Regions from separate parts of the Homo sapiens genome. Here region 1 is linked to region 2. A link is a contact called in ENCODE Hi-C or POLR2A ChIA-PET data. All regions are on one chromosome and are shown on one strand. The core of a region is the stretch at or near the end of the contact, and the rest is flanking DNA. Distances in the headings are between cores, read along the strand shown.

Evidence for each region. A loop is a pair of places that touch in the nucleus more often than their neighbours do. ChIA-PET counts read pairs that join two places held with the same protein, here RNA polymerase II (POLR2A). Pooled maps may share reads with other maps.
Region 1: a map of endothelial cell of umbilical vein shows a loop between it and region 2 (13-fold over the local background). The contact joins two enhancer-like sites. A Hi-C loop is called at or near these places in 5 of 168 maps with a recorded cell type or tissue (IMR-90, PC-9, aorta and 2 more) and 7 of 50 pooled maps. POLR2A ChIA-PET finds 5 or more read pairs at or near these places in 1 of 52 experiments (BJ).

Annotation. Positions count from the first base shown.
Region 1 is chr2:55,991,311-55,996,726 of GRCh38, reverse strand. The region is part of intron 2 of MIR217HG (MIR217 host gene); the gene reads left to right. The region is part of intron 3 of LOC105374690 (a long non-coding RNA gene); the gene reads right to left. Among named protein-coding and RNA genes, the nearest start is that of MIR216A, 5.0 kb to the right of the region's middle. Within about 2 kb of position 4,011, at least 3 of the 41 ENCODE cell types and tissues checked have a DNase peak (open chromatin) inside an H3K27ac peak, as active enhancers do; they include ascending aorta and endothelial cell of umbilical vein, where a contact is called at or near this core.
Region 2 is chr2:55,860,300-55,865,509 of GRCh38, reverse strand. All of the region lies in intron 2 of LOC112268416 (a long non-coding RNA gene), which reads right to left. Among named protein-coding and RNA genes, the nearest start is that of EFEMP1, 61 kb to the left of the region's middle. Within about 2 kb of position 2,974, at least 13 of the 41 ENCODE cell types and tissues checked have a DNase peak (open chromatin) inside an H3K27ac peak, as active enhancers do; they include ascending aorta and endothelial cell of umbilical vein, where a contact is called at or near this core.

The sequences.
Region 1 (5,416 bases), core at 2,762-5,261, 130 kb before region 2:
TAACTTGAACAGTCTACATTCTAATAAAAGTTCCTGAAAGAGTTACTCAATTTTTCATGTAAGCCAAATGGTTGACTCAAAATCAAAGCTACTAAATTATAACCCATTGGCTAAAGTAGACGCCAAGGAAGAAAGATTTATATAAATTTGACATCTATTTATACTTTAACCTCAGTGGGTAAATGCTAAATGCTGTTGCTGAGAACACAAAAACAACATAAAATGCACATAGTCCTATGAAATAGATGCTTCATCTCTTCCTAATTGTTACTGCCAACCTAAAAATCAAGGCAGAACAAGTAATTAATATATTATTAGCATAACAGGGATCATTTGGGGAGTTCCTAAGACCGAGCTTGAGTTTGCATTCACAAACAGGTAAATGTTACCATATTCATTATTCATCATCAAATGTACATATCATGTCAACTCTGTATCCTGTAAAGTTTCAACTAAAGAATCCATTAAGGATATTATAGTCTATAAAAGTCAGATAACTGTCCTATTTAGCAAATGTCTTTTTATTTTCTTCTTATCATCACCCACCATGGTGGCTGCCATGGAGAACCTTCTTCAGTTCACAAATGACTATCCACTAAAGTACAAGTATGCACATAATGGAATCTGATCTAATATAAGGTGTGGTTAATTGCTATACTAAGTTGTAATATTGACTCCTTGAAGCAAAGGGCGTGGTTTTAACTCACAATTTGTTTTCCTCTGTGATACTTCTGTTCATCTTCTTTCCTCTTTTGAGACAGGGTCTTGCTGTTGACCAAGCTAGAGTGCAGTGATTGATCGTAGCTCACTGCAGCCTCAAAATCCTGAGCTCAAGCAATCCTCCTGCCTCCTAAGTAGCTGGGACTACAAGCGTGTGCCACCACACCCAGCTAACTTGTTAAATTTTTTGTAGAGATGAGGTCTTGCTATGTTGCCCAAGCTTGTCTACAACTCTAGGCCTCAAGTTATCCTCCCATCTTAGCCTCCCAAAGTGCAAGGATTACAGATGTGAGCGACTTACACCCAGCTTTGCTGCTTATTTTCTTTCCTTATTGATATCTGCAAAACCCAGAGCCTGTGTTTGGTTGTGGAGAAGGATAGAGGTAAAGGGCAAATAATTTCAATCCGTGTATAAAACACACCACTAATACACAAAGAATATTGTCTCTCCTGAGGCTCCAAGCAACAACTGCAGAGAACTAAAAGTCATATATCTTTGCACAGATTTTTGCTTTAGGGGGCCAAAGATCACCATGTACTATATAAAAAAGGTAACATCACCATTGTCATTATAAAGAAATATTTACTAAGCACACAATGTGCTTGGGACAGTGCCAAAAGCTGTAATTTCTTGAAGGCTTTAAGCAGCATAGTGCTTTTAAAACAAAAAATGATAAAACAGGGATTCCTCCTTGAACCTCAATTTTTCAGTACCCTGTTGGATTTGGAAGGTGTATAAAATTGTCCCTTATTTCAGGTTTTAGTTATAATTTATGCAGATTTCAATAGATTGCTTTTATAGAATTGGATGGATTTCAAGTGTTTTCTCCAACTCATTTTTCAAACAAGCCACTTTTCTCACTTTATGCATAAAACATCCTAACTGGCCACATTTTACTTTAAATGTCTATGTTAGAAAGACACAAATTTATGTAAGAAACTAAGCATGTGAAAACTCTAAGTAGTAAATATTTATAAAGATGGTAATGTTCCCTTTCTTGACCTGGGTGGTAGTTACGTGGGTGTGTTTACCTTGTGATAATTCATCAAATTGCACACTTATGATTTGAGCATTTTTCTCTAAGTGTATTTACCTCAATATAGTAACTTAAAAGTAAGTATTTATGAAGACTCCTGGCATTCGCTCCCCAAACATATGCAAGCCAATCAGAATAGTTGAGTATGTATTGTCCCTGCCTGAGGGACGTGCATTCTTCAATCTCCATCCTAAAAGATTGTTTTTAGGACCTCAGGCCTTAGGCATCAGGTATTATCCCCTTGGCCTTTTTCCCCTATGGGCTTTCTTCCCTAAACTGAGCCCCTGTCTTCTCTAATTGGTCCTGAATTTCCCTTACTATCTCCAAAGCAGTTGAGAAAATGTTTCATTCATCTTTTTCCTCACAGTACTATGTCTAGCCACCCTTGCTGTTGCCCTATAAAGATCCAGGTGTCCTTTTACAGGTGCTTCCTAGGTGGCTTTCTTAGGGTCCTCTTCAAAAGGAGCTCTTAAAATCAGAGAATGATGCTGCCTCCTGGTATCTGTCTCTTTCAGTCTCCTTTTCTCACTATATTGCTGGAACTCATATTTCTGAAAAATGAGTTCCATGTTGCTTTGTAACTCCATGGAAAGGTATTGCTATTGGTTATTCTCCCATTTTCAGTTTGATTTCTGTAACAGCCTTCCTGAAAGGGTTATTGTCAAGATTAAATGAGATAATCTACATAAAATGCTTAGTAGAAGGCTAAGAACATGGTCATCCCTAATTAAATAGCAGCTTTTGACACTGTTATTAGTACTGTATGGTTCCATGTCAGACATTGTTAGGCATTTTATGTAAATATTTTTATTTAAACTCCCAGCAAGCCTGTGAGATAGATACTGGGATCCTATTTTTTAGTGAGAAAACTGAGATTTTGTAGGGGTTATGCCTTTTTCCTGGGTCACTAGACAGTTAAATTGACAATGGGGATGCATTTGCTTCTAGAATAAACACCTTCTTATAGGATGTGAATCCTGCCAGATTGTGGCATGGCACTCAACTCCTCAAAGAAGCCATTGAGTTCCAGTCAGGCACTGCGAGAATTGCAGAAGAAATCTCAAACTTGGCCCCTGCCTCCAAGAAGCTGACAATGGGTAAGTCTACCCTTTTGCACTCTTGCCCAACATTCTGTCGTGGAGACTTACAGGCTTACAGGCTGCAAGTATCTAATCATCTTCCATGCTTTCATGTTTGTTGCCTTTAGCATCACTTCCATCTTCCCAAACCAAGTATCCTCTTAGAAAACTCTGACAAACAGCCAGGCGTGGTGGCTCACGCCTGTAATCCTAGCACTTTGGGAGGCTGAGGCAGGTGGATTGCCTGAGCTCAGGAGTTCGAAACCAGTCTGGGCAACACGGTGAAACCCTGTCTCTACTAAAAATACAAAAAAATAAGCCAGGCATGGTGGCGGGTGCCTGTAGTCCCAGCTACTCAGGAGGCTGAGGCAGGAGAATTGCTTGAACCCGGGAGGCAGAGGTTGCAGTGAGCCGAGATCGTGCCACTGCACTCCAGACTGGGTGACAGAGCGAGACTCCATCTCCAGAAAAAAAGAAAAAAGAAAACTCTGACGAACTTAGACTGACATTTCTTCTCTGTTGCAAGAATCTTCAGAGATCTGGATTCTAAACACTGTCTCCTAAATATTTCCAGGAAAAACTTTTCTCCTTCTTTTACTGTGGATGTACTCTACCAGAGAAGGTAGGTCCAAGCTGATTCAGCCATTACAACTTCAATTCCATGGAGCAGATCAGTGGCTCATGTCACTGAAGTTAATTATTATTATGTCTCTGGTCTGCAGAAAGAGCACCTCCAAAATTTTCTTTTTTTATGAAAGAGAAGTTGGCATAAGTTTAGTCTTAAGGATTGCAACCCAATTACATATAGGCAGCCCCCAATGACTATTCTAACAGAAACTACTTTATTTCTCTCCAATTACTCATACTATTATCATTATCCAACCTACTAATAATGGCTTTCTCTGAGGACATTACTTATCCGCTTGGGTCACAGGGATGTAGAATGCACCATATCTCTTGAAGTGGAGCTGGCTTCTTTTTAAGGCTTTGCAGAAGCTTGAACTAGAGAAGGATAAAGCCTTTTTATGGGAACCATCCTTTGTATCAGTAATACTTATGTTCTGTTGTTAATTGTGACTACCTATTCAAGAATGTCTCCACCATTCAGAATGTGGAAAACATGCCAGTGGGAAGCTCAGCTCAATGGCAGTTCCGGCTTTGGCTTTGGACTCGACACCCACTTATGCACACTATGACTCAAATTCCCTTCTCGTAATGCCTTATCTCTAGACACCACTCTCCATGAATCCCTTTCCCTGTTCGTAATCACTTCTAATCCTCATGTTCCTCTGTCTGACCTTCTTTTCCCACAAAAATCCAGAAAGTATGCACTTAATAAACAAACAAATCCATTGACAAAGATAGATGTATTCAGGGCAGCTTTACCAAAATTCAAACTGGTATTTAACACAATTCCAGCCAAAATGCTCATTTGTAACTCCAGCCAACTATTTTATTGAAATCAATTTGAAGCCAAACATTTTCCAAATGCCTACAAGGCTGCAAAAATAATAAATAATGTTTGGCTATTTTTCAAACCTTGGAGGATACAGAGTCCCAGTCCCAGAAATAACAAAAAGACAAGGTGAAAGGAAGCAGACTTGAAAAGAGTTATTGCTTGGATAGTGACTCTCAACCAGAAATCAAAGAGCAGAAGTTCATTTAGGGAAACTTCAGGTAGTTATCATAACTGCTAGGAAATTAGGATACAGAAGAGAGTAACATTGAGTGGATTCTCATGGGTCCTCTCATCTACCAGCACTTTTTCAGTTGATTTATATAGATTTTCTACCTTTGTTTTGAGTTAATTTCCAAAAAGTAGGATGCAAAAGATACTCAAATATAACAAAATTAATACTACTTCAGCACTAGCTTGAGTTTGAGTATCCAAAGACCTGAGATGTTTCAGAATTCAAGGCTGAAGTTTGAGGGAGGACATGTCTCAGATGATGGAGAGAAAGAAGAGAAAACTGAATTGCAAATACAGCTTGTATCAACTCTAGATACCATAAGGTTCAGAGGAATCAATAACATCATGTAAACTCAGAAGCCCTTCAACTTAGAGATTGAGACATCTCTTGACCTATATACTAACTACCCTAGTACATTGGTAATAAACCAGTAATTCAAGCAAGATACAGAAATGGATATGAAAAAATTCTAGGAAGGAGGAAAATAACAAAAAAGACACAAGCATAAAAAATGAGTGGGATTTGGATAACATTTGTAAACTCTAGAGGTGGAAGATTTGTAAAACTAACAGAAAAAGTAATTGAGTTAACCAAAGGACATAGGAGTAAAATTAAAACAAAATAAAATTAGCATTTATGGAGAATCTGTGTATCAGATTCTGTACTAGTTAGACATTTTCACAAACACCACATTTAGTTCTTAATCTCATGCACAAGTATTACCAACACAGAAACTGAGGCTCCAAGAAATAAAACAATTTGCCTTAAAGCCCACAGGTAGTTAAGTATTAGAACCAGGAGTCACACCAAGGTCCACTTCACTCCAAAGCTCATGTGCTTCCCGACACCCCACACACCATTCCACAGCCAAGATAGCTGCAGGAAGGGG
Region 2 (5,210 bases), core at 1,725-4,224:
GTTGAGTTCATTCCTCTTACCCTGTCTACATGGTTGCTTACAGTCAAGATAAATTACAGCTTGATCTAAATGTTTCCATTTTTAATCAATCTAGTGATTTTCCTACATACAAAAACAGCTCTCAAGTGAGAGCTGGGAATAGCAACAGTTAAAGAAAAAAAGCCTAAGACCTTCTTCCAACACATTTTTCCCTCTTAAACAAGAAAACCGGTCTTGTCTATGGCTCCCCAGGGAATTGTAGAAGAAACAGGAATCTCTGAAATGTTTATGCTAAGCCCTGGCCCTCAATTTCTACCTCCAAATATATATATATATATATATTTTCTGGGCCTGCGGAAGCCATTAACTGCAGACAAGATGTTTGCCCTTTTATCCCAAAGCCTAGTCCTACCCACAAATTACAGACACAAGGAAGAGGGTTGATACTGAAGTTTCACTGAGGCAATTTCTTTGTTCTGTTGTGATAAAATTTACCATTTTAGACATTTTAAAGTGTACAGTTCAGTGGCATGGAGTACACTCAGAGTGTTGAGCAAATATCGTCACTATCTAGTTCAGGGGCCCCCAACCACTCCCCCAACAACTGGGCTGCAGACTGGTACCTGTCCATGGCCTGTTAGGAACCGGGCCGCACAGCAGGAGGTGAGTGGTGGGCGAGCATTACCACCTGAGCTCTGCCTTCTGGCAGATCATCCCAGCATTAGATTCTCATAGAAGCATGAACCCTATTGTGCATGCAAGGGATCTAGGTTGTGTGCTCCTTATGAGAATCTGATGCCTGGTAATCTGAGGTCTGAGGTGGAACAGTTTCATCCCCAAACCATCCCCTCACCCCTCCCCACCCTCATCCCCCACTATCCCCACCCATGGAAAAATTGTCTTCCACCAAACCTGGTGCCAAAAAGGCTGGGGACCACTGATCTAGTTCCATAACATTTCATCACTCAAAAATAAACCCCATACCTGTTAACAGTCACTCCCATTTCCCCTTCCCATAAGCCCCTCTGGGAGTCAACAATCTACTTTCTATGGATTTGCCTATTCCGGACGTTTTATATAAATAAGATCATACAATAATATGTGGCCTTTTGTGTCTGGCTTCTTTCACTCAGCATGTTTTCAAGGTTTAGCCATGTTATAGCATGTGTCAGTACTTCATTTCTTTTTCCAACTGAATAATATTCCATTGTATAGATCTATCGCACTTTGTTTATTCATCAGTTAATGAACATCAGCTGATAAGCTGTTTATACCTGTGATTATTGTTTTTCAATCTTGGGTGTCAAAAAGAAACTGTTTCCTAGACTATTCATCCACTAGTTTCACAGCCTAAATTCACCCATTTTTAGTTTGGCCTTTGACTAAAAAGAATAGCAAGTTTAAAAAAATTGTTTTAATTCATGGAAGCAAAAACCTGGAAAAAGCTTTGAGAAGCTAATACATGAGTTCCTTTATAGGTGCAATCATCCTCAATAAACGTAAATATCTCATGCTCTCTTAATTTGAAATTGAAAATAAATATCATGTCTAAAAACAAATCAAAGCAGTAGGACAAAATTCTGCTGTTTTCAAACTACACACGATTCTTTCCTTCCCTCCATGAAAATCACTGATTTAAGCCTGCTCCCATAGATGAAAATTATGGAAATAATTTATTGTCACAGTCATTTATTATCATAATTTTCTCAGCATTTATTGAGAAAATTCTAAAGTAATTCCTTCCAATGTCTAATAGTGTGATGGTATAGAAGAACCAAGAGTCTATTTAGTCTTGATTCTAAAATAACCAGCCAAGAGATCTTGGGGAAGTCACTTAGCTTCTCAGTACCTTGGTTTAATCTATAAAAGTGGGATATTGAAACAAGGTTTTCCTCCAGCTTTGAAAACCAGGTGTGGTGGCTCCCACCTGTAATCCTATCCCTTTGGGAAGCCAATGCAGGTGGATCACTTGAGCCAGGAGTTCAAGACCAGCATGGACAACATAGCGAAACCCCATCTCTACAAAAACATACAAATATTACTGAGGTGTGGTGGCATGTTCCTGTAGTCCTAGCTACTTGGGAGGCTGAGGTGGGTGGATTACTTGAACTCAGGAGGTAGAGGTTACAGTGAGCTGTGAGTACACCACTGCGCTCCAGCCTGGGCAACAGAGCAAGACCCTGTCTCAGGAAAGAAAATTATCTATATCTATATATCTATATATCTCCCAGGAATGCGCCATTGAAAGAAGAGTTAGCTCTATTTGCCAAATCTTTGAAAGCATCTGAGTCTTCTTTGTACGCAGCGACTATTAGAAAGCATTATCATTGGTGGAAGAAAAAAATGAATAGTGCCCACCAAAAAAAAACATATCTTCACTTTATGGTCTCATTATTAACGCTGAGCACGTAAGAAATAATCCAATTTAACTATGTTTTTTAAATTGCAATTCAAACAACAATTACTTTTAGTATTCACTCTTATGCATGTTTTTGTTCCTTTCCACTGAAACTAATTGCAATCTGATTACTCATGTTAAACTGGAAGTCATTATACCTTATCTCACCAGTGGAAAAAATGGCCAGTCATGAGTTCCCACACTTCCAAACATGCTTTCAGGGAAATGCCTATGTTTTTACTCAGTGAGCCTCAGTAATGAGGACTGACGTAGATGTTTCCAACACTTCACTGTTGTAATACCTGTGGCCTGGGCTCTGAGACTTCCATGCTCTCTGACTGGACACAGTTATTTTTTTACAGTGGTTAGGAAAGACCTCTTGGTTGTTAAGCTCTCTAAAAGAGAATAATTTAACTTCAGCTGCCAAATTTCCCTCTTAAGTAGTTTCTTTAACAACTGGCAATCTCCATCTCCTCCAAATATAAAATATCTCCTATTTCATACCCTTATTTTTAATAATAATAGGATTCTAGAACTTAGATACCATCCTGTAAAAAATCTCTTATTTTTAAGACTTGCACAACATCGCAGTTTGTTGAGCAAGAGTGCTATGCCTAGAATGCAGTTCTTATGACTTAGATTAGGGCTCTTTTCATTGGCCATACTCCAAATTTCAACACCAACAAGCAATCTCTTTCCTTTTAAACCCCTTCTTGAACAGTGTCCATTCCACATCATGGGCCAGCCTTTCTGGCTGCATGACTTTTTCATCGCTGCTTTCACATGCAATCGGATTGAAATAACATAGATACCACCAACCTGATTCTTATAACCTTCTTGAACTGTAGTTTATTGTTCTCTTTAACTCCAGACAGGCAGAAGTAATTGTGTTACCCAAAATACTCCTGAATTCTGGAAACTGAAATGCAAACACCAGTCATGTAGACCTCACTATACTTGAGAGGACAGCAGTTTCCAGAAGAAAAGAGGCCATTAGTAGAGATCCAGATGGATCTCTACCAATAATGGGGAGCTTTGAGAGCAATAGTGATTGATACGGTTTGGATGTTTCTCCCCTCCAAATCTCATGTTGCAATGTGACCTCCAATGTTGGAGGTGGGGCCTGGTGGAAAGTGTTTGGGTCATGGGGTGGGTCCCTCATGACTGGCTTGGTGCCCTCCCTGCAGGAACACATTCACATGAGAGCTGGTTATTTAAAGAAGTCTGGCTCCTCCTCATTTCCCTTGCTCCTGTTCTGGCCATGTGATATACCTACTTCCCTGCTTCGCTTTCCACCATGATTGTAAGCTTCCGGAGGTCTTCACCAGAAGCAGACGGTGGTATCACATTACCCGTATAGCCTGCAGAATCGTGAACCAATTAATCCTCTTTTCTTTATAAATTACCCAGTTCAGGTATTTATTTATAGCAATGCAAGGGCGACCTAACACAGTGGTGAAGATAGAATGAGTCTAACACTCCCCTGGTCCAGGAGCTGGACAAAAAAGCATACAGCGTCCTTCCTGCTGTAAGGATTATTATAAAGCCAAGGGTAAAGAACATTGCCGTTCCTTGACACTGGTTAACATTCATTAGGTGAATTTCGAAGGTGCAAATATGTACAAGGAACATCATCACCTAACAGCTTCTGTTTTAGAGGCTGAGAGTAAGACAAGATATGACACTATTAAGAACTCAGTCCTCAATGGGGCTTTAGGTTCTTGCACATGTGAAAATGGCAAAAATACATAGGTATTTTTTAAATTATAATTTAAAAATATAAGTATTGAAGAGTAGAAATCAGCTAGAAACCAATCCCCATATCTAGTACATGTACTAATTTCTACCACTCTTCATTTACAAGGGAGATGCTTTAGTGAATTCAAATGATGGAAATGGAAAGATTGTTCAGTACCCTAAGGCCACCTGAACACAGCCCAGTGGGATTATTATTTTTGGGGAAGCTTCACAAATAAAAGTTTATTGTTGAGTCTTGTTTCCATGACTTCAAGCGGTTGCTTGTGTTTTGAATAGTTATGTATGCTTCTAACTTTCTAACGCTCCTTTTAAAATATAGAACAGCTGCTGGTCTGCTCATATGTTATGCATAAGAAGCCCACAAGGGACAAGGCCCTCTATTAATATGTTGAATTATTTTTAACACAGTTTTACTTCTATCCCAAATCATCATCTCTAAAAGATGGCAAACTTCCATCTTCCCAGCTGGGGGGAGCACCTGCAAAATTCAAACCCAAATTGTGACACATCTGGTACCCAAAAACCAATCTTGTTTCATCTGGCCAGCAGACTAAAATATCAAGATCGTTGAACAGAAACAAGGCAAAAAGTTAACTGCCTCTTATATGCAGTCAATGCAGATGTCTAGTTAAGCTGTTTATATAGTAAGCGCATGTGTATGTTAACGGAGCACAGACCCCTTTAATAAGCCAGAGTTGGAATATAAATGCAAGAGAATTTTAAAGACCTGAATGCAATAATTCGGTTCTTTTTTATCTTCCCATAGAAACTAAAGTAGTTTCTGCAAAATCTCAGCATGATATTTAAACAGATGCATATAACACAAATGATTTTGTTGAGTTGAGTATCTCCAAATTGTTTATTTCCTTTAAAAACCCCATTTTATGTTTTTGTATTTTAATATTTACATTATGTTTATTTAAGTGGTAAATTACTTGCAAATGGCTTAAACAAGGTGTCTTGGTTTGTGTTGCCCCAGATGCAGATTCGGACATAAAAACTGAGTTCTGGTAGGTTGAGAGGTTCTCTTGGGAAGCAAACTTGAGTGAGTGGGGAAAGTGAGCCAGAAAGAGAT